Linked DNA regions of Mus musculus: region 2 is linked to region 1. Evidence: chromatin loops called from intact Hi-C (ENCODE). Cell type or tissue: heart. All regions are shown on one strand. Each heading gives the region's core, and the rest is flanking DNA. Links, peaks and the distances in the headings are about the cores only.

Region 1 (15,148 bases), core at 2,713-10,712:
ACCACAGCAGCCCAGCTTTTGTGTGGGTGCTGAGGATCTCTGGTTCTCACAGTGTTGTGGCAAGCCCTTCACCCACTGAGCCATCTCCCTATAAATGCTTGTTTACTTCGTGAGACAGGGTCTCACATAGGCCAGGTTGCCCTGAGCTCACCACGTATCTGAGGCTAACCTTGAATCCCTGATCCTTCTGCCTCTATCTACTCAGTGCTCAGATTACAAAAGTACAGAGCTGGCTAAATGTGATTGTTCAGAGCTGTGCACAGCCAGATTGTCCCCACTGGAGAAGTCAAAGGGGAACAAGCAGGTTCCCCTGTCTTGGAAAGGATGTTGCTTGGAAGGATTATCTAGGTCTGAGTTTGCTGACTTAGGCTTGTCTGTAGATTCCACAGTACAGTCAAATCTCTTGAAAAGAGACATGGTGGAACTAACTTCTGGAACCAACATCTAGACACAGTGCAAAACCTGAACAGGATGAGAGATGGCTTGGTTGTTAACAGTACAAGTGACCCTTACCCAAGACTCAGGTTTCGTTCTCAGTGCTCACATCAGGAGGCCTCCCACCACCACTTGTGGTCTCCTTGGGTACTTGTATGCACATGGTACACACACACACACACACACACACACACACACTCAATTTAAGAATTAATAACCTTTCAGAAAAATTCAGAAAGACTATGCAACAAACTACTTGAGGGGAAAAAGAAAAACACAGAATAAAAATAAAAAAGGAAAGTACTGTTCCAATCCAACAGAGCTACACAGGGGCCACTCCAACGACAGGGTTGCCAGGAACCTGGGCAGGGACGGTCCAGAAATGTGAAGCCAGATATGATTGCTTTACAATTGCACACATAGTGTCCCGGAGGATACTCAGCTGTGATGAGAAAGGCCCCCAGAAAGCAGCAAAGCCTGAAATTGGCCCACAGGCCTCTGTCTCTGTGAGGTAGGTTGGCTTTTTTCCCCCCAACCTTGCACTTCCTGGCCTGTACCGTCCAGAGCAATTGCCTTTCATAAATTTCAGGTACATGTCTGAAGCAGATGGTTGAAATGTAGGGATGGTCATAAATCTAGGCCCAGTGGCTTCCAGCTCTCACATCCCAGGGTCTCAGATGCTGGCCTCAGTATAACTGTCACAGAACAGTCTTGTACGGGTGGCAGTTCAGTGTGTTACACTTGTTTCTTGTTGCCACCCTTGAAAGCGGCTGCACAGGGGGATGTCAAAATAGCTGACGTCTTTCTCTGAATCATAAAAGACTGATGGGAGGTCTCTCCAAAGCAAAGGCAGCCAGGCTGAGACGTTCTGCACTGAGTGGTCAAGGCCGAATTCCTACCAAGCAAGTAGCATGAACATAGAGACACGGTGTCAGGCCTGCATTGCAGGGGTGACCTTTTCAGCCATAGGCCTGGGGGGAGGATGTACAGGCACAGAACAGTGGCCTTCAAATCTGATGCTCTGACCCAACCCAAAAGACTTCCCAGAACTCCCTCCCTCTCATAATAGTAATACATGCCAGGGACAGGGAAGATGGCTCCGTCACTGAGTTTTAAGACCCCAGAAGTCATGTTAAAAAAAAAAAAAAAGATTCAGGCACCTTGATCATACTTGTAATCCCGATGCTGAGGAAGCAGAGGCAGGCAGATTCTTGGACTCTTTCTGGCTCGCCAGCCCAGTCTCCTTGGTGAATCCCAAGCCAGTCAGAGATCCTGTCTTAAAATAAACACATGAACAAATACAACAAAATGTCCGGGGAATGACAGCTAAGGTTGTGCTCTGGCCTCTGCATGCAAGCACACACATGAACACATACCTGTGTCCCTGTCCACACAGGAACATGTGCACGCGCACGCGCGCACACACACACACACACACACACACACACACACACACACACACACACACACTCATTCTAAATGTTAAGTTCAGACAGATGGAAGGAATAAAACACCCTTTGCTTTTTTTTTTTTTTTTTTTTAATTTTTTTGAGACAGGGTTTCTCTGTGTAGCCCTGGCTGTCCTGGAACTCACTCTGTAGACCAGGCTGGCCTCAAACTCAGAAATCCACCTGCCTCTGCCTCCCGAGAGCTGGGATTAAAGGCGTGTACCACCACGCCCGGCTTCACCCTTTGCTTTTGCCATGTGTGCGAGCCAAGGCATCTTTCGCCCTTTGGTGCACCGTGTGGGTTGTGCCTAAATGAAGAAAGAACTGTTCTCAGAAAACAAAGAGTAGGAAGGGCAGGTAAGAAGAAGCAGAGGTGGAATTTGTTGGTGATCCCGACTCTACCTCTCTCTCCCTGCTTGGAAAGGACAAAGAGCTGCGGTATCCCTGTGCAGATAACTGGATACCTGCTCAGCCTCCCATGGACATTCCGCTCCCACCCCTCTGACTGTGCCTGCAAGGTGAACCCCCTGGGGAGGCCCTCATGGTGTTTGAAACAAAAGTGGGGGAAGAGATTGTGGGAAGTGGGGGGGGGGAGCTAGGGGCGGGGATGAATCCTTTCTGTCCAGTATTCCAAAGACCACCCAGGTTTGGTCTAGCACTTAGGAAGCTGATCCAGAAAGGTCAGGAGTTTGAGGCCAGACTGAGCTGTGTAGCAAGACTCTATCACAAAAGTTAAAACCAAAAACAGAGAAACAAGGCTGGGTGTGGTGGCATACTGCTTTCATACTGGCACTCAGGAAACAGAGGGAGGTGGATCTCTCTGAGTTCGAGGCCAGCCTGGTCTACACAGTGAGTTCCAGGACAGCCAGGGATACATAGTAAGACCCTGTCTAAAAACAAAATACCTCTTCCCACAAACAAACAAACAAACAAACAAACAATCCCAAAGAAACCAAAATCCCTCTGGGCCTCTGGTCTAGGGCTGGTGAGATTCCTGAGTTGATTATGGCTTCCTGGAATGTCTGAGGTAAGTCCAGGGTTCTTAGGTTTCTTACTTAGACCCTGTTTCTTGGAAAAAATACCCACTATAGACTTATGTCCTATAGTCTTCAAACTGCTCACAGATACCCAAGTGGGTCCCTGTACTGCCTGTTTGTAAGTATGTACCTGAAGCCACCTTCCCTGGAGTTCTAGGCTCTGGTAACTCAAAGATGAGGAATTATCCAGATTATTATATTCTTTCTTCATATTAAACTCTGTGAAGACAGACACAGAAAGTTGCGACATTTGGGATCTATTCCTAATGAGAGATGAGCGAGATGAAGGGTGTGGACCTCCTTTGTACCTGCCTGCTCTCCAATCACCAAAGAAAGAGTGTTTCTTCCTTTCTGTTGGCTGTGTATTGCTTCTATCCTTGTCTGTTCGTTTCCCTTCAACTCAGTGGTTCTTTGGGATAGGACATAGGATTCAGTGCTACCTTTGCCAGCACCTCTGTGCTTCCTGTCTGGCCTGGAGGAAGCTCCATTCAGACAACATCAGCCTCTCATTGCTGGAAATCCTCCATCTGCCTGCCTAGCATTTTGAGAAGCCATATCCAGACTTCTGCTTGTGTCTTGTTCACTCGGCCACAGCCTGGGCTATTGGTCTGTTCTTCATGAAGATTGAAGTTTGGAGTGCATGGCTCTGTCCCTCTGTCCCTTCCTTTCTTCCTCCCTCACGGTTGTTAGGGAGATGACCAGTGTGGGTGACTGGGTTCTGACTCCTCTCCCTGCCAGTTTCTAGCCTTGTCTTCAAGGGTCACTGGGCTGGGCTGGTAACAGCCTGGCAGAGTGTTCTCTCATCCCAGCTGTGCCTGAATCAGGAGACGGCCGGCCGTTGCCATCAGAGGAAAGAGCGAGTGTGGAGTCCTAGTACAAGATGGCACAGAGAGCTCAGCAGAGCTCCAGTGAGAGTCCTGGCATCTCACTGACTTAGGGCCCTGGAGAGACATGACACAGATGCCAAAGCTAAGCAACCCAGGGACCGCCGCTTTCTGAGGAGGGGGAGGATTTCAAGCAGAGAGCCAGCAACCTGGTGTCAGGGATGCTCGATGAGAGTGGGCAGCTACCTCGGTGCCCAGATCGTCTGTGTTGTCCCCGGGCATTTACCAAGACTGCCATTGTCACCCAGTTGTTCCATCCTGTGATTTCCATTTCCGGCTGATGTCCTGGTCCCCCAGGTGCCCCCCAGCTCTGTCCTTCAGCCTGCCACCCAGTGGATACTCCATGTGTCTTGGGTGATGGCATTAGGTCCTTCAACCCTAGATATAGTCCAAGTTCTGCCTCAAATCCTCATTGCACTACTATTCTATAAGATTCTCGCTGTAAGAGAATCAATCACAGGGAGAGAGTGTGTGTGAGCAGAGAGAGTGCTTGACTGATTTTGCAAAGCATCCCTACGAGGCTCCCAGACCTTACCTTGGCAGTTTTCCTATTTCTTGGTAGCCTGACCAAGCAGATAGAATAATGTGGTCCATTCCATGGGGGGAAGGCTGCATCTTCTGACATGACTTATTCTAACCGACAGCTTATTTCAATGAGCAAATGTAGTTAACACACCCCAAACTGATTTTGTTGGTAAACATCACCCAACTGTTTTCTTATTAATTTACCTTGGCAACACCTCTCCATCATGCAATTATGTGGGATTTTAGACCCATATTTACACCCATCCCACACACACCTTATGCTACCTCATCTTCTACTACTGTGTGGAGGGAAAGGACACTCTCTTAGGTTTCTGCAGGACTTCGTATAATGTTATTGGGAGATGTCAAAGACACTTGATCCCAGGAGTGTGGTGGCAATAAAAGTTAGGGGCTGCCCAGGGCTTGGGGAGAGGCCACCTGGAGGAGAGGTGTCCTTTGGAATCTGAGGGGAGGAGAAGAGTCTCTAGGCCAGGTGTTTTCTGGATTTCCATTCAGTTGCTGTAAGACTAGACTTTGGAATTTTAAAATGCCTCCCCTTGAACTATAAGTACTGGGAGACAGGAAGGGCTGAGAAACTCGGGCGTCCTCACCAGGAGCCCAGATCAGCAGCAGCAGCCCCTGGGAAGTTGTTAAAATGCAAATTCTCAGGTCTCAGCCTAGACCCACTGAGTCTGAAGCTCTGCTGAATGGCCCAGATATTATTGTGCAGGGGAGTCCCGTGAGATCAAGTTGAAGGACCAGTGCACTAGAGACTAGGAGCTTCAGATACTCCCCTTAAAAATAACTGTCCTCGGGGTCGAGGAGATGACTCAGTGGGCAGAGCGCTTGCTGAACAAGCCCAACAACCTGAGTTTGAAGCCTCAGAACTTGGGTAAAACTGGACCCAGTTGTGCGTACACCCAGAATCCCCACACTTCTGTGGAAGATGGGAGATAGAACCGGGAGAACCCTGGGAGGTTGAACCCTGTCTCAACAAACAAGCATCTACACCCAGGGTTGTCCCGGAACCTCCATGAGCTTGCTGGCTAACACACTGACACATATGAACGTGTGCTGTGCACACAGAGCCATGTCGGACCCCTCTGCCCACCAAACAGAAAAGCGAATGGCCTTCATCTTCTCCATGTCCCTCAGAAGTCTCATCCTTGGTTCTTGCTTGTAGCCCCAGAGCCTTGAGGTCTTCCCCTCAGGGCAGTGCGTCCTCAGGTAGGGTGGGGCTTAACTCCACAGCCTTCGGCTGGGAGCAGAGTAGGCCGGACAGTTTTTCAGTGGATAAGAAGTTACAAGTCCCATGGAGCCTAGGAAGGGCCATCTTTTCCTACTGTGACAAGTAGTTCTGTGTTCTTGTCATGTACAGTGTTCTCTTCTATCCAACAGCCCAGGCTTCTCCCGGGGCACACTGTTTTGGTCTTCAGCCTCTCCAGTTCTATTTGAGGAACATTCCAGAGCATGCCCAAGATGGCTGTCATACATTGTCTCCCTTGTGTGGCCTCAGCCCTGTTTATGAAACTACAGCTGTGTGGGTCTCCTGTCTGTGAGTCTCTCTCTACAGCCCCTAGGTATTTAGTATGTGTCCTCCCTCCTATTCTACCTTCTTTCACACATGTGCTTGAACACATGCATACCTGCCTGCTCACACATGCACACACACATGCAGGCCTGCAAGAATCTTAACCACAAGTCTGGCACCTTCAGGATAAAGTCCAGGCTTCTTAGCCTGGTATCTAGAGGCCTCCATCTGCTGGCACCGCCCCGAGTCTAGCCTTATCTCTCATTAGCTTTCTTTGTGAACCCTGCCTCCAGTCAGAAGGGTCTACTTGGGAACCCTTGATAAGATAAGCAAGCAGAACTAGAGACAGTGAGTCCAGACAGCCATGGGCAGCTTCTAGTGCTTGAGTTAAGTAGTGCAACCTAGAGAATGTTCTGTGGAGAGAGGTCTAGTGGCTCCACAACACCATGGTACTGTCTTTCCTTCTGGAAGTTCACCATCATAGCTTTCTTGGACACCTAGTTTTGAGTAGTCACTTGATGGCTATTGTCTAGAAAATGTTCCCGCTGGTTGGGTAATGGGAACACACTGCAATTTGCTGGAGTGCTACCACCTACCCTCATAACCCAAAGAGCACTACTGCCACCTGGTGGCAGCTACCTAAAACACAGGCAAGAGTTCATTTCATTTATTCCTTCACTCATTCAGCATTCTGTGAACTGAGAGACAAGCAGGCACCTCCTGGCCACTGGAGGCACAACACTGGGCCAGATATAGTCTTCATTAGAAGCCTAACTTATGCTTGGAGTGTAAGTATATAGAGGTAACCTCGGTGGTATAGGTTTGAGGTGCTATGGTAGGGAAAAAAATGGTCAGACCCTGCTTTCTGGGATGTCCTGGGGGCCTTTCCTGAGGGGGCATCTACTCTTGAGTAATGAAGATGTTTAGGAAAGAACCTAGCCTATGAAGGAAGGGTGAGGTGTAGGTGACCCAGGGCCTGCCATAAGTTCATGAGCTAGGACTCTCTCTCTCTCTCTCTCTCTCTCTCTCTCTCTCTCTGTCTGATAGTACTGAGGATTAAGCCTAGGGCCTATGCTTGCAAGCGCTCGCTCTGTCACTGAGTTCCAGCCATGGTCATAGAGCAAATCTTTTTTTCAGTTCACAGTGTTCTCAGGGTAGAGGAAACTGAGCCTTGGTTTAGGCAGCACCAGATCCTAGAGGGTCTTTGAGTGGGCTAAGATGAATGTCACATGCAGACAGACCCAGAGTCCCTGTGAGACTGGGAGCAGGCTCCTGGGAGTTGGATAAAGCAGACCCCAGATCTCAGCTGAGCCTCTAGGTAGTTGGGAAGTTGAAGGTTGACACGCCATCCCCTTAGGAGCTAATACCTCTCCATGCCTGTCTCCTGATCTGTTGGTCCAGATGTAGCCTTGGTTACTAGCCTGTTCTAGTGCCTTGTCCCACAGAAGAGTCTCATGGGCTCCCTACCAGGGGCAGGAATGTTCTATATCCCCTAACCTAATGGTTTTTCCTCTTAGGTCTGACTCCACCTCCCAGCCTCCTCTACAGTTAGGTGTGGCCTCATATCTGAATCCAGGCCAAGGCAAAAAGTAGTAGAGATCTCTACTTCTTCCAGGCCTGACTTGCAAAGCACCACCTCCCAGAATCCCCTCCTCTTCTTTCCCATAGGCTAGTTAGCTATGGCTGATCCTGCAGGGATGTCTGAAGGTCTGTTGAGTGACAAGCTTATGGGATGAAGGGAGCCTGGATCTTCAAACACTGTGTGGGAGCTGCTCACAGGATGCCTTGCTTTGGACCATTATGTGAATGGCAACTTTATATCTATTTCCTTACAAGGATTGGCAGATCTTTGTTACAACATTATTCTTCCTAGCTTCCCCCCTAGACCCAATTCTAATCTCCATGCAATTCTTTGGGGATAGCAGGGTCCTGCTTTGCACTAATGATTTTCTTGGAGGCAGCTGCTGCCTACACTCCTGACTGATAGCCCATCTTCTGCTGTATGAGCACTGGCCCTGTGTAGATGTTATGGTGCCCTCTTCACCCTGTGGTGGGATGTTCCCGTGCTGACAACATAAGGAAGGCCACTATGGTCTTGCTGTCAAGCTCTGTAGAGTCTGAATTCTGCGTTCTAGCCATGCAGTCTCTTTCCTCAGTGCCTGGCTTGCCCAGTGACTGGGAGGTGACAAATGACTGTTCCGGGCTCTAACTTGCTGAAAGCTCTCTGACTTGCCGCAAGGCAGTCGAGCCATCTGCTGACTCTGCATGTTCGTAGGCAAAGCGTGTCTCATTGTCAACATGTGGCCACACTCAGCCATGAGACATGCCAAGAGAGAGTCTCTGACAATTTAGGACGTGCCAACAGCTCACAGGCTGAGATCGTGGGTGACATATATTGATGGAAAAATGGAGAAGTGAGGGAGGCAGGCTTGGCCATATCTGGAGAGCAACATCAAGAGCAGCCCGTGGTAGCTCTGTCTAGTAGCACTGTCTACTGCCTTCTGATGACATACCCAGTCAAAATCTAAATGATCGTGTCACTTCTGCCTCCCTGAGATGGGAAGACCTGTGTGATGTTGACACGTGGGTGTTAGATGCTCATCTGATGAGCCAAATTTCATTTTAAGTAATGAAGTCAGAAGGAATGTAATTGGTCTAACTAGCATCTCCTCACTGCCCTGCTTGAAGCTCTTTAATGGTTTCCCCACTCCTCAGAGGGAAAGTACCGACTGTCCCACATTTCTCCTACAGCATCCAGTCCAATATAAGGCCTTGTTCAGGGCCCCAGCATTCTCTACATTTTTCAGGCACACAAAGCAACGGCAGTCAGTCCCTTGTGCAAATCCAATGAGTCACGGTTGTGAGAATGAATGAGAAGGAGGAGATTTGCAGACGAGTAAGAGACACGAGCATGGAGCACAGACTCGGCGGTGGAGGAATGGATGTCTGTATGTCTTTCTAAATACAAGCCCAGTGGGATCAGTTCCTGTTCAGTTATCATATCAGGGTTCTCGTGGCCTAGGCTGCTGTCTGACAGAGCAGCTGCCAAGGAACCAATGGAATGAGCTGTAGTGGATGAACAAGGGGAGCCGTGGGCATACTGAGGGAGGCTTGGCAGGCAGAACCTGCAGGGATTGGTGCTTCACTCATGGCAAGAAATGGTGGGTAGGAAGAGGTAAAGTCACGGGTAAGCCCAAATTTTCGACTTGGAGCCACAGAGACAGAATGTGGGAGAGGTGAGGCGAGATGGAAGCTGCAGTCACGAATCTAGTTTTAGATATTTCCAATCGGCAGCATCTGTGAGATAGTTGTCAGGGAGGGGGACCCAGTGGGCAGCTGGAAATATTGGTCTGAAACTTGGGAATGAGAATGGAGCTGGAGAGGACAGACTGGGGAGGGGTGGGCCCCGAGGATGCTAATGACGGGCAGGAAGGAGAGACGGCAGAGCGACAGGCGGCATGCTTGCACAATGAGATCGAAAATATGGTCCCTGCCCTCACAAACCAATACAAAATCAAGATTTGACATAGACCTTAAAGCTGTTTATGCACCTGTCCGTATTTCCATAGCAACCCCGAAGCAAAGAGAGAGCTCTGCCCTTATCACAGGCAGGGAACACACACAGATGGCTGCTGTCTTTCACAAGTCTGCAAATGCATGCTACATCCTCTTACCACATCATGCACAGACAGTGAGTGGCACCTGGTCCAGCCCTTTCTAAGCCTGCTTTTCTCTAGCCCCGACTCTCTACACACGCCGCTCCCAAAGCCATCATGAGGGTAACCATAGGGACCCCAATACCAAATCCAAAAACATGTTGGGAGCCACTGCACTCAAGCAGTCAATGTCCTTGGCCATGCCCTGTGACTGCTTGCATCAAGTGCTTGCTGGGTTGAAGTTTTGCTAAGCCAGGTACACAGAGCACATCCCTGTCCCCACAACTATGAGAGTTGGGGGGAAAATTGAGATTTGGAGCAATAGTGTAAGTTCCTAAGACCACAGGAACTACAGTGTGAGGACATTTAGGAACAAAAGGGTTTGAGTCCCTCAGCACTGAATATGGCTTCTCTGTGATTTTTTTGCTCTCTGGAATCCACCCTCCTCTCTCCCAGACTTCTCTCTGCCCTTCCTTGCAGCATGTGTTCTCTCTCTCTCTCTCTCTCTCTCTCTCTCTCTCTCTCTGTATGTGTGTGCATGTGTCTGTGTGCAGGCTTTGTGTGTGTGTATGCACACAAGTGTGCATGCATGAGAGAAGGTCAGAGGTCAACGTTGGATGTTGTTTCTTGGGATACCATCTACCTTGGTTTTTGAGACAGTGTCTTTCATTGGCCTGGGGCTTTCTCAGTAGGGTGTGCTGGCTGCTCAGCAGACCAAAGGGATTCAACTGACTCTGCCATTCCAGTATTGGGATTTTATTTAAGCTTGTGCTACCACAGCTGACTCCTTTGTGTGTGCTCTGGGTATTAAAATTGGATTCTGTTGTTTACACAGCAAGCTTCTTACCAACTGGGGTGGGAGGGGTGGGGGTGGGGGTGGAGTTTTTGTTTTTTAGTGGCTCACCATCCATCCTATCCACATGCAAATGTCTCTGAAGATGGAAGCCATTCTCTCACTTCAGGTCCTTCTCCTCATTGTTGCAGGTCAGCCTTGTTACCTGTGAGGTCCTTTATGTGCTTGTGCTCAGCATGCAAACACTGGAGCCACTGTCCTTTCCCTACCTAGGCTCTTTCCTGGACTCCTCCCCCTCCCCCCATGTCCTCACTGTGCTGCAGGACACCATCAAGGGGAGAAGTTAGAAGGTCAGGCATTACCGTTGACATCCTTCATCCCCTAACCCAGCTCCCAGAATACAACTATCCATTATGCCTTTCCAGAGCCTCAAAGATAACTCTCCTAACCAGTTTCCATGCCTCCTGATTCACTCAGAGCATCGTCTCCTACTGTGATGACCCACAGCCTCTTGGCTGGACTCTTCCTCAAAGGTATAAACCATCCTATCTACCTGCTAATAGGTATTTCTAGAAGCATTGCTCACCTCTTCCCAGGGTTCCTCTGAGGTGATCTAGAGAGGCGCTTGCAGAGTGCTAAGGAGGTACCACACACTTTCTTTGCTCGGGGCTAGTCTGGCCTTGAGTGTTCCCTGAGGACGCCTCTTTTTGCCTCTGTCTTGCTTTTCTGTCAGAGACAGCCAAGCTTAGCACTGAGCAGCTGGGAACCTTCCACTGAGAAGCAAGGCACCTCTTCTCCACACATGCAGTTTTTAAACACAGGAATATGGAGGAAATACCACGGAATTTATGGAGGAAAAGCTTTAAAAAGAAACACAAGACTTAAGTCAAAACAGTTGACTCAACTTTGGGGAGATGTCTGCCTCAGGGTAGGAGGGGAAGGAGACGGAGTGTGGAGACAAGAGAAAAGCTCTGTGGGGTGCCTACTATGTGGTCTCAGTGCCCCTGACCCCCACCCCCAGCTCTCAGAATCAGGGGCCAGGAAGCCACGCTGCTCAGAGGTAACAGGGGCCAGGAAGCCACGCTGCTCAGAGAGGTAACACTTGCCTTTTCATCCAGCTATCCCACTTCTAAGAGATCCTGTAAAGTCAAGAAACTGGAAATGTGAATGACACTCTACAGAGGGTTGGCTAGTTGACTCCCCCAGTAACCATGGAATAGATCCATAAGTAGCTACGGATACCTTGCTCTGGATGTAGAAGTGACACACATCACAGAAGTGCAGACTTGAATACATCACAGTAGGTAAAATGGCATGGATATAAGAATTTTTTCCCACATGGAAAAAAATATTGATATATTAGGGGCAGTACTTTAATATGACAACAGAATGTCCCTACATTGCTTCATGAACTTCAAAAGTCTAATAAATCCTTGTTTATGTTACTTTCCTGCTGAAAATCCTTTAGGTCACTTATTTCTGACCCTACCGCTTCATCTTGGCTAGCTTGCTTCTCTTAGTCCTTGGTTATTATCTCTGTCCCGCAGCAGATAGAGAAAGGGTGTGGCTGTCTGTCTCAGTTTTCTATTGCTGTGATAAAGTACCATGGCCAAAAGAAACTTGGGGAGGAAAGGTTTATTTCATCTTGGAGTGCGCAGTCCATCATCCAGGGACGTCAAGCCAGGAACCAGAGGCAGGAACTGATGCAGAGATCATGGAAGAGTGTTGCATACTGGTTTGTTCTCCATGGCTTGCTTGTTCAGCCTGCTTTCTTATAGAACCCAAGAGTGTCTGGCCAGCATCACCCACAGTGAGCTGGGCCCTTCCACATCAATCTCCAATCAAGACCAGTTTTCCTATAGGCCAGTCCTTCGGAGACATTTTTTTTTTAAATTAAGAATTCCTCTTCCCCAATATGTTTTGGTTTGTGTCAAGCTGAAAGAAACCTACCAGGACACCATCTCTCCATAGCATTTGCAGTTTCTACAGATCGCACGTCACCTAGGGATACCTCCACACTTATTGTTATCCTTCGGGTGTGAGCAGCCCCTCAGAAAACTGGGTATCTCTGGCTGACCACTTGCATTCCATAACAATGGCAATGAGCATCTGGGGTCACATCAGGGGTGAGCGTACGTCATCCATAGGGTGATATAACAGACACATTCAGGACGGAATGGATGACCTGGCTTATACCACGACAAAACTATGTGACCTTATTCTAGTCCCTCTCCCTTTCTGGGGTTCTGTTTCCCTCTCTATAAATAACACTTTGCCACGATCAACATTTCTCAGAGCAAGTTCCTTAGAGTACTCCATCCGAGCTGTGTTAATAAATGCCCCTGAAGGAGGATTCTGTGGTCAAAGGCACTTGGGCTATGCTGCTGGCCACATCCCACTCAACATTCCCAGGGCATATCAGCAACTTCATAGCTCTGAATGGAGCTGCAGTAAATAAACTTACTGATTAATGTTTAGACCAGCCTTTCTCACACTTATCTCACCTTGGACGCCTTAGGGAGCACTGTGTGTGTGTGTGTGTATACACAAGTATATATGTTGTTTTTTCCACAGTGTTGCTCTGGCATGTGCACTGAATTCAGTCACATCTGAGGTTGTTCCTTCCCTGAGCATGGCCATAAACCTGCCGTTGCTCCAGTAGCACTAGCTGTCACTCTGCATGGTAGCTCCTTAATTTGAGCAGACTATCTGACCCTGTGGAGGAGAAGCCTACTCTGAGAGAGGAGAAAGAAAGATGGGGGGGGGTAGTTGAGGAAAAGAACAAGGCTCGTGGGTCTTACCGTAGTACTTAAAGCGCAGAAAGGTTTTCCCACCTCCAGGCCTCCACCCATGCTCTCTTTCTGCTTCTCCTGCAGCTCTCTACAGGACAAACTGCTTTCTCACAGGCAAATCTCAGTGATGGCTTTCCTCCCTAGAGTCTTCCCCACTATACCTCCTAGCAGGCCATCCCACAGGCTGTCCCCGAAGCTCCGTTTTGAGAACCTTCACAGCACTGTTCTGCACTGGTAATTATTCCTTCGTTTGTAGACTGTATATCCATCTGCAAAGAATCTTCTCCAGGGTTGGGGGCCAGCATCATTTGTGAGTATGGCGGATGCTGACCCCATATACACTCTATGAATGGCCGAATAACGTCATGGTGGGTGTTTTCCTGCTCACCCAACCTTTTTATCTGTCTTCAGGATGAAACACGCTGATGAATAAGCAAATAAAATCATCCAGTGTCTTTCATCAAATTAGACCAGAAGCTAGAACAGTCAACCCACACACGACTACGAGTGAGCTTTTACACAACCAACAACTCATGCTGAGAGCGCTCACCCGAGGTAAGATCTGTGGTCTGCACCAATACTGTGAGCATGCCTCTCCTCTCAGTCAGGAGCTTGCATCCTATAACCAATGCACTGGGAGGTGGTTGGCTACAAAGCAGATGATGCTGTCCACCTGGCCCCCAGAATCCATGGAACATTCAGAGTGCCCTGGCCTGTGTCACCACTGAAGTACAGATCGACAAAGGTGTAGAGAGGCAAATCTTGCAGGAGGTCTTTCTCTGAGGACGGCGTATTTGAGAAGCAGTCAATGGTTAACAACCATTTTGCTTCATGATGACCATGAGGCCCGCCTGTCTGCTCCTGTTTCTGGGGAAGCTAACATAAATGTTTATTGACAACACAGTCATCAAGAAAATAAAGTTGCTGATTCATTGCCCTGAAGCCCTTTGTTTCTCCCTCTGCTTCCTTCCTCTTTATAAAGAAAGGCACACTCTAAGAAAGAGCACTTTTGGGGGACTCACTTGATGGGATGTTCAGCTGACTACCTACTTCTTTCTCCACCACCTATATACAGATCAGGACTCCTATAAGGGCAGGAGAGCAGCACCCTCTTTCCTCCTGAGGACCACCCCTCCGGGGTCTCCGAGGAAAAATGGAAGTGTTGGGGCTTCTCAAGTTTGAAGTCAGTGGTACCATAGTGACTGTGACTCTGCTCGTGGCTCTCTTGGCCCTCCTGAAATGGTAAGTGTGGCCAACCACAGGGACTGCGACACTACAAATGTCAGCCCAGGAGCCTGTGGTGCCAGGTGGGGTATGCGGGCGTGTGTTTTTCTTCTTGTCTAATCTAGAGGGAGTTGAGTATTAACACGGCTTCGGAATTAAAAGCAAACAGCCAGGTTAATTTTTTGCTAAAATGCATGAGATTCAAGTGTCAGGAAATGCTGGAGACTCTGTGACTGGGAACGCTACACACAATTAAGTCTGAAAGAAATGGAAAAAGAAGCGGATTGGAAAGGCATCGGGGATGGCTAGAAGGGCTTTCTCCAACCCTGACGTACCTGCTCACCTTGTTTTTTGAAATCATTTCATGTTGAGTTTGCAACGAATTCAGCCTCTTGGCTCACATCAAGTTAAAGACATGGAAGCTCTTCGGCAAACAAACTTTACTGGGGACAGAGATGCCTGCAGGGTTAAGGACAAAGTGGTAGAATAAATTTCCCAATTTTCTAATATGTGGTAGAAGGGGATGGGTGCCAAATTAAGAGCCAGGTGTGGTGACAATGAAGCTGGGGACCCAGAAGGAATCTTAAACTTGTGCTACATACACTGTTGCTCTTTGTGTGTTTGTTAGTTCAACAACAGACCTTGTGTTTTAAAAGCTGGCCCCAATGGTGACTGTGAAGGACAGACCTCACAATGAGCTATATTTGTGTTTACCCAGCGGGGTCCTTACCTTTCCTGGAGATACCCATGGATTCCCAAACACTTGGATTTAGGTTGTCTCTGGGTTTTGAGGGGAAAGTGGAAAAAAAAAAGAAGAGCTGGA
Region 2 (15,148 bases), core at 2,850-10,849, 260 kb before region 1:
AACACACACCACCCTTGTTGGAAGCCACACCCTGGTTATGGTAGGGATATGAAGTGCCTCTATGAAGGTGCATGTGTTAAAGGCCTGGTTTTCAGGTGCTGTTGAATGGGGATTGGAGCCCTAGAGTGTTAGCCTTATCAGTGGGTTAATCCATTGATGAGTCCATAGCTGAATGGGCTCTTAGCAGATGGGCCCAGATGGAAGAAACAGGTCACTGGATTGCCTTTTGAAGGGTACTCTGCCCCTGCCTCTCCCACCCCAGTTGTCATAAGGTGAGCAGTAAACTTCAGGCACAGCCCTCTCTCACCATGATATTCTGCCTTGCCTCATGCTTAAAGCCAAGGATCCAGCCAGTCTTGGACAAAAAAACTCCAGCATTGTCCTCTGCTGTGGGTGGGGAAATTTCTACCCTACCCCCCAAATCCTTCTGATCCCAGTCTCTACAATTCTTATGCTCCAAAGAGAGAAAAATTCACGCCAGGGCACAGGTAGGTCAGACAAGCAAGTACTCAAGGTTTGTTTTCAGTGGGTGAGCAAGCAAACGCAAAAAGATGGTTTTCCATGGTGGGGCTGCGCTGGGCACCTCTGTCTATCTAGCGTTTGGCTTACAGCTCTTGGTCTATCCACCTCCTCCCCACCTTTGGCGGCCACTCTCCCAGGTGGTTCCCTAGTGGGAGATAAGTAGAGAGGTTTATTAAGGGAAGAGCGACAGCACCGCCGTGCCTCTCAGTGAGTGGCTTTGTGGGTGCTCACCAGAGCCTGCCAAGCCTGGCTGTGTCTTTGTTTTTTGTTCTTTTTCTCAGACTTCTCCCCCTCTTTTATCTTGGGTGGCTTAATATCTCCTATTTTGTCATAGTACCAGAAAGCTGACTAAGCAACTTATGGGTTCTCAGTCTCCTGGGAAGTGGGGTCATAACTGAGGCGTGAATGGACAACTGACTCGTGGCATTTGTGGTAAACTTCCTTGTATCATGGATTATCATCCTGTCAGAGCGGATCTTTCTGGGTCTGTGGTTCAATGCTTAGAAAGATCTAGATGGAGGACAAAGTGGTACAGCCTGTCCAAGGGACACGAGGAGTCGAAGCAGTCCCTTCCTCACATGGTAGGTTACAGAAAGCTTTTCCTGACAGACTGGCAAAGTCTGAGGGTCGCAGAGGCTAAGGGACGAGGCAGCCAAGGTTGGGTATTATAGTCCTCTTGTGAATACATCAGGCATTTGGGATGAGACTTGCTAGAGGGGTTTTCCCACCTCAGATTACCTCGCAAAGGTCTAAGAGATGGGCATAGGGTATGTCACCAGAAACTCATGACAGTGGTTAAAAACAATAGTCTAATCAGATATGTTGACAGCCAGATAATTATGGTTCAAGACAAAGCAGAGTAATCACAGACTCTGGAGGGAAATCAGAAAGCAGGGAAATTGGTGTTGGCGATGAGGGGAAGGTGGGAGAAGGCAAAGTCTCTTAAGTACAAGAGTTCCACATGCTTTTCCAGTATTGGCCAAGACCGAGATACAGCAACAGGTCCAGTTCCCTCAAACGCAGAGCACACGCGGAGCACCCTTGTCTGCTGCAGGCCACCCGCTGCCAGGACCCTGAGGCAGCATGAGTAGAACCCAGGCAGGGAGTCCCAGGGGCTTTCACAAGGGTGTATAAGTGATAGATCGCCATGCAGGGCTCTTCCGGGCCTCTGCCCAGATCCTAGGCCTCTCTTCCCACCTAGGCCATTTCTGAAGTCCCTAGCCACTCTCATGCCTGACCCACAGTTGTCTGTCCCCTAGTGAATGGCTCCTCCTCCCTCACCCCATTTGGACTAGGATTGCTGGATCCTTTAGTCATCATCGTCGTTGTCGTCATCATTGTCGTCATCGTTGTTGTCCGTCGTCACTGAAAGCCACGTGTGACTTGCTGCCCTTCAGCCTCCATCCTGCCAGGGGCCTGCAGCTCTCTGCTCCTCTGTGCCTTTGTGAGCAGGTTAGATTCTCATCTGTCTTGATTTCTCAGTCTGATCTTGGTTCTTTCTTTCTTTCTTTCTTTCTTTCTTTCTTTCTTTCTTTCTTTCTTTCTTTCTTTCTTTCTTTCTTTTTTTTTAAGGAAGCTTCTTGCACAGAGAGGAGAGGCTACGCTGAGTCCCTCCCGTCTGTGAGCAGTCCTTTGTTCTGGTGCATGTGTGGTTGGGGGTTCATCTGCTTAGTCTCGGGAGAGCTGAGGGTTCCCAACGGGTTCACATGCCAGTCTGGGGGATGCCCTCCTTGGCATCTGACTTACTTTTAAATGCAGCCCTCAATTTAGGGGGCAGCTTTGCAGATTAACAATGTTAGTTGAATTTACTATCTCTTTAATTCCTTCCTTCCTTCTTTCCTCCATTCCTCCCCCCGATCCTCACCCCCAGGACAGGGTTTCCCTGGGTAACCCTGGCTGTTCCAAAATTAGCTCCATAGACCAGGCTGGCCTCAAACTCTGAGACCCACCTGCCTCTGCCTCCCGAGTGCTGGGATTGAAGGCATGTGCCACCACCACCCTGCACCTTCCTTTCGTACTGGGGCATTATCATTGTCTCTTTGATGGACAGGACCCCAAAGGTCAGTAGTGGGTAGCAATGTGCTTTTGGATGTTCAGGCATAAGAAGTACCACCTCCTTTCCTCAAGTCTTGTCATTCTGTTTTTATGAGGGGGAATCACAGCTTCACCGTGAGTCCATTTCTAGGGCTGCCTGTGTTCAGGGATTTAATTATACAAGGATCCCAGGACTTAGCGTGTTCTGAAAGAGGCCATGTGTCCTTGGGTCAGAAGCCCCATTCCACTCCCCGCACACAATGCAAAGGCAGCTTCCAGACACTGGTCTTACCTCTGTAGGGCTCAGACACCCTTCCTGTCTCATGTGGGCACTGCCTGCCCTGTTGCCATCCTCTCAGAGGTCCTGTGCATTCACTTATGCCTGCTCTAGTCTGGGGCCTGACACTTCCTTTGAACCCATGGGTGTACCTGAACCAGCTGAGCCTTCTCCGACTATTCGGCTGTTCTGGGCAATAGTTTCAGTCCATCGATCATCCTCTATGCCAGACCTCCTGGGTATTATTTTATAAGTCAAGGCTTTAAAAACCAGCCTACTTTTCCTTGAGACCAGGCACACATTCCTCCTCGGGGGCTCAGTGCTTTGCAGCTCAAGCTCCTCTTCTAGAACCTGCGTCTGTGTCTCACTGAGCGCCTAGCCTGTGGGGAAGGATTTGGGTCTCCTTGCAAAACATGATGCTCCATTCTGGACCCCACTCTGCAGAGCTTGTGGATGAGAGCGAGGTCACTGGAAACCCACCAGCCTCTGGTTCTGCCTGTCTCTGAAGGTTAGTGCTTCTAGAAATTGACCTCTCTGGGAAGGATGGACGCCAAGCTAAATGGCAGGGTGGAGATAGTGGATATCCCTAAGCTGTCAAGACAAAAGCTTCAGGAACCCCACCGATACCTGGGAGGGTCAACTTTGTTCTGTCTGGCTTTGTACTTGGCTGTCTCAGACTGATCTGACCTGGCACAAGGTACTCGAATATCCGAGCCCTAGCCTGTGTCAATCTTGTAACAGCCTGTTCTTGTTCCCAGCCACTACTGCTACCTCAGGACAGGCAGGTTAGCTTCCTTAGATGGGTACAATTATGGGAAGAGCCCCAAATACTGAAGAACTTGTCCAAATGACAGACTGGAAGATCTTTTTAAAACAATTAAAATTTTAATTTATATTTTGTGTTTGTATTTATATTTGTTTGCCTGAATGTTTGTATATGCACCGTGTTTTTGTGTGACAAAACCTTTTCTGGGACAAAACACATATGTCTTATTCACCCTAAATAGGGAGCCCATGACAGACTGAAAAATGGACAGCACCAAAGTCCAATTTGGTGAGCCAGGAGTTTTACTGGGGTTACTTACAGGAGCAGAAATGACTCAAAGATAGCTGCATCACCAAGGCCTACCCCAGTGTGGGTGACAGAGCTGGGAACCTGGAGCACAGTGCACACACAGCCTGCAGGCAGGCCAACAGATTGGAGACTGCCCTTCCCAAGTGGCCTGGACTAAACCCCTTCCAGGCAGCTGGGCTGCTTTCTGCTTCTCCCAGGCTGGTATTTTTTGGCAGTTTGACTTGCAACTAAATTCTGCCTCTCTGAGAAATATTCTCAGCTTTTATTGCTCACTCTGGCAGAGAAGGACCTAGTGAATCTGCTCAGTTTTAGGGACTTCCTGAAGGTGCTTGTGTTGTTTACCTTCCCGTTTAAGGAATTTCCCTGAAGGATGGAATGTTTCAATCTTAGAGGAAACTTACTCAGCACATGTGTATGCAGTGCCCCAAGAGACCAGAGAGGCATCAGGTCCCCTAGAGATAGAGCAGTGGTTTTCAGCTTGTTGACGCTATGACCCTTTAATACAGTCCCCCATGTTGTGGTGAACTCCAACCATAAAATATTTTCATTGCTACTTCATAATTGTAATTTTGCTACTGTTATGAATCCTGTTTTAGATATAGGATATTTCCAATTGTCCTAGGCAAGCCCTGTGAAAGGGTCATTCCATCCCCCAAAGGGGTCATGGCCCATAGGTTGAGAACTGCTGAACTAGAGCTAAAGTAGTAAGCCACCATGTGGGTGCTGTCAACGAAACCCTGAGCAGTAAGTGCTTTTAGTCACTGAACTGGCTCTCCAGCCCCTTAGACAGGAGGGTCTTACATAAGTATTGTGACCTCCCAGGGATACCTTCTACAGCAGTGGCACCTGAATGTAGCGGCTGGAATAGTATTTCAGTCTGGAGGCGTTCTGAGAACAAGAGAGATGAGTTTGGCTGCTGGAGATAGGCTTGAGGAACAAAGACAGAGAGAGGGGTAAAGACACATCAATACCAGCCTTCCACAGGAAAGCTGACCTTAGTCCCCAGAAGTGTCCCTAGGGGGCAGCACAGAACCTGGGTAGAGTAAGCCCTAACCAGCAAGTGTCCTGGGCCCGTTGGAGGATTTTCTACTTATGGGAAGACAGGGGCTAAGGAGCCTAGGCTGAAGCAACATTTCACATTTAAACTGTAGCAGTCAGTTTGTGCCTTTGTGAAAACTGGACAAAAAGTGCCCCACAATGTACTTTTCTGTGTGCGTGTGTGCGCGCGCACATACCCACACACCCCTCCAAACAAACAAAAACAAAAACAAAAAACCCCAAAACAATCCTCATTAGAAATTGAGCTCCTTCCTCCCGGGATAGCCCCTCACCAGCAAGCCTAACTTTGTTATCAGGTCAGGGCTGCATTCCAGATCCCCACGACCCCAGGTCCAGTACCTCTGTGCAGTGAGCAACTTGCGAAGCCATGTGAGGCAGTTTTGGCTAGGTGCTGTTCACCGCTTGCATCCAAGCGGCTTCAATTGATGTACTCACCACGTGTGGCTAAGAGTCCCATTGCCCAAGAAAGACAGCTGCAAGAAACACCGGCAAAGATCTTTCTCGGTGGATCTAAGGAGCCAGGATTCTGGTCCTGCTGTTTGGGATGGGTGCCAACGGGCTTGTATATGCTTGTCTGTATATGCTTGGGACAAGAGGGGGTGCTGGTGCGAGGTGGCTGTCGGAAGCAGATTTAGGGACCAGGAATCTTCAGACTATAACAGGCCTTGGCTCAGGGAGGATAGGAGCCCTCTGCTTTGCTAAATGTGCGCCCTCTGGGCAATTCTCAGTTGGGCAGTCACCAGGAGGACAGTCACCAGAAAGCTTCGTTGCGATATTTTCAGGCTTCGAGTTGTCAAGGAGAACAGGGCCACCAACCACGCTCCTTAGCAGGGTCTACAGCTGGCTTACCCCGCACCATAAAGCTATGTGCTTAAACCAGAAAGTTCCACCCAGATAGAGGTGCCAGTCTTCTCCAGCACATCAGATTGCAGCGGTACTCCCTTCTTGTCACTAGAGGGCGGCCGTGTGCAAAGGGAAAGCAGAGTGTTTGCTGCTAGCCTTGTGGTGCCTGGGACAAGAATCTTGTCCCAATATGGGTTCTCAAGAGAGTGAAAGCAGTGCTAGGCCATGACAGTGTCTCCCACCAGCCCCAGTAGGATTATATTTTGCATAATTAAACAGTAATTAACATTAGGTAAATTAAGTACTTTTAATAACGGGCTATAGTGGTGGTGGGTGGGCTGCTAATCTGATGGGAGGAGATGGTCGTGAGGTGTCTCCTGGGTCTAGTTCTTTCTCTCTCTTAATTTAAATATCTTTACTTTTTTGATAATTTATATATGTGTCAATAAGAGGATGACGTAATCACAGTTGTGGTAACTCCAGATTATCTTATATAAGGAATTCAGATGGTTACAGGAAGCTTCAAAGAACCCTAATTTTTTAGTTAAAAAAAAAAATCCTAACCATTTACTTTTGTAGATAGAGTCTCAGGTAGTACAGGCTATGTTGTCAAGGATGGTTTTAAGTTCACACTCCTCCTGCCCCTGTCTGGAGTGTTGGGATCACAAGTGTCCCACCATGCCCATGAAGGGCTGAGGGTCAAACTCAGTGCTTTGTGTATGCAAGGCAACCAGCCTACCAACAGGTTCACACATACAGCCCAACCATGTATTAGAGTTCTTAAAAGCATATATACTGTATATTAAATTAGAAAGAAAATTGACTTAAATAACGTATTTACCGAAAACAGCCTATCTACGTACCTGTTTTGTAATAAGAAAGCCTGTATTTATTCCCGTCGTTAAAAATACTTATCATATCAGATTTGGGTTTTTTCCTCAGCTGGTGCGGGTGAGCTTCCTGTCCCTTGCAGGTTCCTGTTACCCTCTGGGAGAGTCTAATGCATGAGGCAGCTGGTCTTGGCAGAATCGTTACTGAGAGCATCATTTTCACCCATGAGCCAATCTCTCTGCAAGAACCAGCTTCTCCGGACCTCAGATCGTCCCTCAGGAAATGCTAAACACAGCTCCCCTGCAGACTGGGCTCCAGGGTAGTTACCCTTTCTTCTCCCTCTTTTTCTCTTACTGATAATTTTAAAATTTATTTATTTTATATGTATGGGTGTTTTGCTTGTGTGTATGTTCGATGCTTGTGCAGGTCAAAAGAAGGCATCAAGATCCCCTTGAACTGCAGCTGTAGACATCTGTGAGCCACCGTGTAGGTGCTGAGAACTGAGCCTGGGTCCTCTATAAAAGCAACAAGTGTCCCAAACCCCAGAGCCATCTCCAGCCCTGTTGTTCTGTGAACAGCAGTCTTTCCCTTCTTAGAAGAGTATCTCAGTTGACCACTTTTCCTTCCTCTCCTCTCCCCTCCCCTGCTCTCTCCTGCCCTCTCCCATCCTCCCCCTCCCCCTCACACACACACACACACACACACACACACACGCGCGCGCGCGCGCGCACACACACACACTTTCTCCTGTAGCACTGGGGATTGAATTGGGGTCTATCTTACCCATGGTAGGAAAGTGCTTTACCACTGACCCTGGTCCCTTGTGTGCAGTAGCCTGGATTTTCTTTGGGGACTGTTTCTTCTCACTTTCTTCTTCTTCTTTTCCTTTTTCTTTTCTTATCTTTTTTTTCTTTTTCTTTCAGAAAATGTTTTTCTGAAACATTTTCTGAACCTGCCTTTGCCTTCCAAGTGCTGGGACTAAAGTCCTGCGCCACCACTTCCCTGCTCTTCCCACTTCCAGTCCTGTAATCTGGATGGGGATGGCCCTGACCCCAACTCCAGGGCTGGATGTGTGATCAACACTTTAGCCTTAGTCACTGTCACAGGAGATGATGTATGCTGCTTAGTTTGATGTCAATCTGACAGCAGCTAGAATCTTAGAGAAGAGGGAGTCTGAACTGAGAAACTGCCTCCATAAAACTCACCAGGAGGCAAGTCAGTAGTGCCTTTTCTTGATTAATGAGTGATGTCGGTTGGCTGAGTCCATGGTGGGTGGTTCCATCCTTAGGCTGGGTGGTCTTGAGTTGTATAAGAAAGCAGGCTGAATAACGTAGTAGACAGGATTCCTCCATGGCCTCTGCTTCAGTTCCTATCTCCAGGTTTCTGCTTTAAATTGCTGTCCTGGCTTCCCTGGATGATGAAGTGTGTCCTGACAGTTGTAAAGTGAAATAAGTTCTTCCCTCTCCAGTGTGCTTTTGGTTATGGTATTTTTCTCAGCAATAGAAACCATAAACAAGACAGGGAATGCGTGGTGTTTTCATGCTGGTGTGGGTTTGTCTGAACTTTCTCTGCTGATTCTGCCCATGGGAAGATGCCAGTTCAGTGGCTACCTTCCACTGTGCGGAGTCTGAGGACAAAGCCAACATGGAGAGGACAAAGGCAGACTATGGAGAGGTAGAGTATAGTGCTTATCTCAGCGATGGAGCTTGAGTCCGGCTGAGGGTGTCCCAACATTCAACTGTAAGAGCCAATGTGTTTCTCCTTTCCCTCACTGGTCTGGGTCTAGCAATCTGCTGCTAACCCGGGAAGTATCTGTACAGCATAAGTTAGCATAGTTGCCTGGATGAGGTTTGCACGTGGAACTAAAATACAGAACCAGCCAAGTCGACACAGAGCAAGACTGTGGGAAGCCACAAACGCCATTACAAGATAGCGCTAGCTACCACTGGCCACCGCCCATGATTATGGGTAAACAACCAATGTGCGCATGCGCATAAGAGTTATTTTTGCCGAGTCATTGCCTGGCCCGACGCATATTAATGAGGTACTGGTAGCATAACCAATCAGGTATGGACACATCAATCCTAGGCCTATATAAGCAGCACCATTTCTGGGCTCAGGGTCTTTCGCCTAGGCAGTCAATGCTCTCCCAATAAACGTGTGCAGAAGGATCCTGTTGCAGCGTCGTTCTTGCTGGTGAGTCCGATGCGCACAAGACAAGACAATGTCTTTCTGTTCTTGGCCAGCAACTAGGTGATTCATGCTATGTTGTGGTGACACAGCTGGTGATTTATGTTTGACATGTACCCAGGGGCATTAGGGGGCTAAATGCGCAAAGTTGATGAGTTCCTCTTACTAATTCCAACAAGATCAAATAAAGAAATCTAAGAGCCATTCTGATGCGTGTTAACTGTGCACAGACTTCCAGGCCCATAAAACATGGCTGTGCAGTGTTGTGGGGTACTCACCAGAGAAGACCTGCTTGGATATGGGTTTAAGTCTTTACTAGCTGGCTGGTGATGACACTGGGTGCTCAGGATCCCGGTGTAGCATTGACATTGTCTCAGGATAAGCTTTTAAGCACAAAGACCATGTTCTGAATTGACACACTTCAGTTAGCAAGAACAGTGGGCCAGAAGCAGAAGCCAAAAAGCAAGGTTAGTACATGAGTTTCTCATAACTATGGACTTAGATGGATTATGTCTCTGTTTTCATCAGTGACAGGTGGTGCTGGCTACATGCTGAGTTTTACAGCCCACTGACACTTCCAACATGGAGTCGGTTGTGCTAAGGTCTGGGGCCCAGTTACATGCAGTTTCAGTGGCATAGACTGGTCAGACTCAGAGACAGGAATACAGTGCTGAGTAGGGGTTGGGGTAGGAGGGCAGGCGTTGTCTAGTGAGTTCAGAAATTTACAAGATGAGGAATGTTCAGGACATGAGCTGTGGAGATGGCTGCATAGATACGAGGAGCAGCACTGAGTTGGCCAGTTAAAAGGGGGCCAAGTTGGTACATTTTTATAGTGTGTGTGTGTGTGTGTGTGTGTGTGTGTGTTGGGCTAAGTTTTACAAACAGCACACAGCAAATGGGAAGATACAACTTTGTTTAAAAGGTCTTTCTACATGCAGCCTGAAATCCAACATGGTTCAGGGTACAAACTAAAGCTACTGAAAGAAAGATGAAATTTCAAGACCTGTAAGTCATATAAAGTACTCAGAAATTGCTGGTTGTTTGTGAGCCTAGAGGCTGCCTGGGGCTGAGAATAAAGAAGAACAAACCTGGGTATGCCCCGTAGTTAAAACATTCCTGGGAACAGCTTAACCTTAAAGATAAAGAAGAGCCGGGCGTGGTGGCACACGCCTTTAATCCCAGCACGTGGGAGGCAGAGGCAGGCGGATTTCTGAGTTCGAGGCCAACCTGGTCTACAGAGTGAGTTCCAGGATAGCCAGGGCTACACAGAGAAACCCTGTCTTGAAAAACCAAAAAAAAAAAAAAAAAAAAGATAAAGAGGAATGTGAAGACATAACAGGGCTCTCTGAACTGAGTCAACAACTCACAGAACTCTGACACCCTGCACATACATGTAATTTTTCTACTGATGTTTGAATAAGCCAATAGTGTGTCGCTATGCTGACTTCCACACCCCTAAGCCCCTTACCCCATAAAAACCCCTAGCTTTCGAGCCTCGTGGCCGACATCCGTTATCTCCTGTGTGGGATGCATGTCGGTCTGGAGCTCCGTCATTAAACGACCTCGTGCAATTACATCAAGATGGTCTGTTTGTGATTCTTTGGGTGCACGCTGAATCAGGAATTGAGTGGGGGTTTCCCCACTAGGTTCTATCACTACTACACAAGGATAGAGATAAGTCTGGAACTTAGTGTAGTAATGGTGCAAAACTGGCTGGTTTTGTGTCAACTTGGAGTTATCACAGAGAAAGGAACTTCAGTTGAGGAATGTCCTGACTTCCTTTAGTGATGAACAGCAATGTGGAAATGTAAGCTGAACCCTTTCCTACCCAATTTGCTTCTTGGTCATGATGTTTGAGCAGGAATAGAAACCCTGACTAAGACAAACAGCAATGAGGAAATGTGTGTGTGTGTGTGTGTGTGTGTGTGTGTGTGTAGTATACCTATACACATGCTTTTGAAGACTAGAGGACAACTTTGGGTCATTTTGCAGGAGCCATCACTTACTTTTAGTGAAAGTTTTGCGGGCTGGAGAAATGACTTTCCTATTAGAGGCTTAGGCTTACACTTAAATGGATGGCGTTTTACTACATGCACTTATTTGTGTGTGTTCAAGTGTGTAAGGGTCACAACACATATGTAGAGGTCAAAGAATAACTTGTGGGGTCAGTTCTCTCTTTCCACTGTGAGGGATAGAACTCTTGGCCATTAGATTTGGAGGCAAGAGCTTTCACCACGGAACCACCCCAGCCTCTCCATTTGAACAGAGTTTGGAATGGAGTCTCTCATTGGCCTGGAACCTGACAATTAGGCTAGGCATGCTGGTCAGTGAGCCTTAGTCCCTTGTGCTGAAATTACATGGGTACACCACCACACCAGGCGTTTTGTTTGTTTTAAAATGTTTTTTAAATGTGGGTTCTGGGAGTCAAACTTACACCCTCATGCCTACAAGGCAGACACTCTACCATTTTATCAACGGAGTTACAATCTGCAGACAGGAGAAGTAAAGCCACAAAGAGAGTAGGCAGCTAAACCCTGTTATGTATTGAGTGTGACGTGCCCCCCCCCCCCCCAGCTCCAGGGATCGTGTGCTTGCACATTTGGTCATCAGCTTTGAACACTATTTTTGGGGGACTGTGGAACCTTTAGGAGGAGGGGGAGGAGCCTGGCTGGAGGGTGCTGGTTGCTGGGTTGTGTGCTTTAGCGGTTAGAGAACCAGCTGCCTCATGCTCCTGCCTCTACATTGCTGAACCTCTTCCACAACCATGGTGGTTTAACCCCAAATAGCAAACTGAAATCCCCCCCCCCCTTAAGTGGTTTCTTGTCAGGTACTTGGTCAGAATGAGGAGCAAAGTGGTTAACACACCAACAAGACTGAGCTGGGATGTAACCTAAGCCCAGCTTCTAACATCGTAGGCCCTAGCTGCCAAGTCTTTCTGCCCATCTGCCCTCACTCTTCATGTAGCCCAGGCTGGTCTGAAACTTGCTGTAGCTGAGGTTGACCCTTTTGCCTCCACCTCTTGAGAGATGAATAAGTTTGTGCCTCCGTGCCCAGTTTACAGGGCTGAAACCCAGGGCTACTGCATGCCAGGTAAGCAGCCCACAGAGGAGCTACACCTCCTACCTCCCACTGGCTTCTCTAACCCATCCTTAGAATCTAGTCACTCGACAGCAGAGACCACAATGGAAGTCATTGGTTAGAGCACCGAGGCCTCGTCCAATGGACGGCATTTCCAGTAGTGGAGGCTGATATGACACCTCTGGCTTTGTGAATGCTCCCTGGCATTGATGGGAGATTCTGAGATGAGGGAGTGGTGTCTGCCTCACAAAGGCTGGGCTTGCAGGCCTCTTGCAACCCATGGGCCTTTTTATCAGTGAGGAGCTACCTTGCCCGTCCCTGGTGGCCCTTTCCTCCTTTCTGTTCTTTTACTCCACAGCCACTCTTCCTGCCCAGGAACGAGCACTGATAGAAAGCACCGACTTTGTAATGTTGCCTGCTGCATTCAACCCTCCTGACAGCTTTGCCAGCAGCTCGGTGAACCCAGGCTCACATCCCAGGACAGGGCACCCATGGTCACATGCGCAGCTGCCGCCGGGGCTGGAAAATATCTTGGCCACATCTTTGAGAACTCTGTCCTTGCTGCTGTGGGTGATCCCTGTGTGTGACCTCAATCCATTTAGCATATCAAGTCCCTTAATTACTTATTCTTCTTTCAAAATTCTTTATGTATTTTATACATGAGTGCTTTGTCTACATGTAAACCTGTGTGCCAGAAGAGGGCATCAGATCCCATTAAAGATAGTTGTGAGCCACCATGTGGGTGTTGGGAATTGAACCTGGGTCCTCTGCAAGAGCAGCCACTGCTCTTATCTACTGAGCCACCTCTCTGACCCCAATTATCTATTACATTTGATAAGAACACTTAAGACTTATGTTTCAGTGTGTGCATGCATGTGTGTATGTGTGTGCCTGAGTGCGAGGGTGCCAGGGGACAGCCCCGGGGATCCACCTGGCTCCTCCTCCCCAGTCCTGGGATTACAACATGCGTTTGCCATAACATTCAGCTTTTAAATAGGAATGCTTAGTGTGTTACCAAGTGAGCTATCCACAGCCTTCCTTTCCCATTCATTTCTGGGTGCACACATGTGATATGCATGTGTGTGTGTGTGTATGTGGAGGTCTGAGGATGATGTCTAGAATCATCCTTGATTGTTTTTCCACTGTATCTACCGAGGCAGGACCTCTCAGGCAAACCCAGAGCTTTATGCTATGGCTAATCTTGCTAACTAGCTTGCTTTAGGGGTCCCTCATCTCCTCTGCCTTCTGAAGCTTCAATTGCAGCAAATGGCTTGTTCATCGAGCCATCTCGCCATTCCCCTTAGCAGTTTTGAAATACAAACTTCACTGTGTGTGATTCACCATAGGCATGCTGCTGTGTGGTGGATCTCAGAAGACAGCTAAGACAGCAGTTCTCAGCCTATGGGCTGTGGGTTGTGACTCCTTTGGGGGCCAAATGACCCTTTCACAGGGGTCACCTAAGACCATTGGAAAACACAGACATTTACATTATAATTCACAATGGTAGCAAAATTACAGTTATGAGGTAGCAACAAAAGTAATTTTATGGTTGAGGGTCACCACAGCGTGAGGAACTGTACCAAGGCTGCAGCATGAGGATGGCTGAGAACCACTGCTCTAAGGAAGTTTGGTACCCTTGACCAACAATTTCCTGTTCTCCCAGTTCCTGAGAATTTGGTTGGAACAGTCAGTCAAAGACTACAGAACAGTGCCACCCCGTGACCACATCATAACTATCTCCTGTGTCTCCATGGAGCTTCTCTTTGTCTTGGTTTTTCATCTTTCTCCTCCTCTTGTTTTTTGTTTGTTTGTTTGTTTGTTTGTTTGTTTGTTTTTCGAGACAGGGTTTCTCTGTATAGCCCTGCCTGTCCTGGAACTCACTTTGTAGACCAGGCTGGACTTGAACTCAGTAATCCACCTGCCTCTGCCTCCCAAGTGCTGGGATTAAAGGCATGCGCAACCACCACCCGGCTCTTTCCCCTCCTCTTAATTTATAGGGCACACAATGAATGATTTCTTCAGATTTTGTTACATGTGGGCCACTCCTGGCCCTCTTTCTGCCCACAGCTGAGACCTGCCTGGTATTCTGTGGAAACGCAGAGGAGACAGGTGTAGTAGACAAGTCTCCTAGGTGATTCGCTTGGCTTCTGATGGTGCCAGCATTGGAGGAGGGTCAGCCTGACGTCTCCAGCCCTGTCCAAAGGGAAAAAGCCTGCAATCTTCACACTGGCACCGTCCCCACCCCACTCATGTCCTGGCTGCCCCCCTCCTTGAGCATTTTTCCAAAAGCCAGTCCTTATTGTCCCCCCACCCCCACCCTGAAGCAGTGAGGTGACCTGAGGCCTCATTTGGACATGTTTGTCCTCAGGATCTCATCCAGTGACTGCTTTTCTTGAGACTTCTGTCAACTTGTGCTGTGTGAAGAGGCTGTTCAGACCTTGACATTGTGTGGTGTTTCAATCAGACATTGTGACCTGACAGTCCAGGATCGCCTCTTTCTGCTTGTTTGTTCTTCATATAATATTGTATGTTAAAAATATGAATTATTCACCAGCATCAGACGTGGAGTCATTTCCTACGTCATCTCGTCCTCTGGAAAACTGGGGCACACTGACCCCACCGGAGCAGTTGCCGCTCGGTGAGCACCCCCAACCTGAGTTGACTCCTGCTGTCCTGTCTGTCCTGGAGGCTTAGGTTTTGCAAATCTGTATTTTCCATGGTCCAGCTAACAGAGGCATTTCAGAAATGTTCAATACTCATAGGAAAAGATGAACCAGGCTGGTGGGAAGATAGTGGGCCGAAATAAACACTATTCACTTTTTTTTGCAGATTTGTGAATTATAAGCAATTCTTTTAGAGGGCTTGACAGGTGACTCCTTGCCTACAGGACTTTGGTGGGACAGAGAACAAGACAGCATGGAAATAGGGTTAACCTGTGCTACTGATATCAGGTTCTGGAGGGATTATAGAGGTGTTGGGGTGGGGAGGGAAGGGTCCTGGAGGCTCTGCTGGGGTGAGGAATGTTCATTCCATCTGGGAAAGTCAAGAGGTCTGGGGCTTCTTAGGGTAGCAGGGCCCATTACTCAGTGATGTGCAGCTGAAGTGGCCACGGGGCAGAGCAGCTGGGAGAGGCAGAGTCTGAAAAAGAGTTTTAAAATTTGAAATGGAATTTCCTACCATCCCAGTGGGACAGTGACCCCAAATTATACTTCAGTTGATTAAAAAGAAGACAAAGAAAT

What was found. Hi-C counts contacts between places; a loop is a spot of excess contacts. Peaks named below come from ENCODE experiments on the same cell type or tissue, not always from the same donor. Only the 100,000 strongest peaks of a DNase experiment are listed, where the experiment ranks them.
Region 2: a loop joins it to region 1, with 7 times the contacts of the local background. A loop is called at or near these places in 25 of 42 quality-filtered maps.

What each region holds. Positions count from the first base shown.
Region 1 is chr6:38,904,899-38,920,046 of GRCm38, forward strand. It overlaps Tbxas1 (thromboxane A synthase 1, platelet), which reads left to right and starts at 14,088. Exons shown (of 13, transcript NM_011539.3): 1 at 14,088-14,343. The coding sequence starts at 14,255. In heart, for the core only: a CTCF peak has its summit at 6,497 (motif pointing left); DNase peaks (open chromatin) are centred at 6,513 and 8,148; H3K27ac peaks cover 5,346 bases.
Region 2 is chr6:38,644,828-38,659,975 of GRCm38, forward strand. No RefSeq gene overlaps it. Among named protein-coding and RNA genes, the nearest start is that of Clec2l, 11 kb to the right of the region's middle. In heart, for the core only: CTCF peaks have their summits at 4,934 and 5,928 (motif pointing right); no DNase peak of the experiment used is centred there.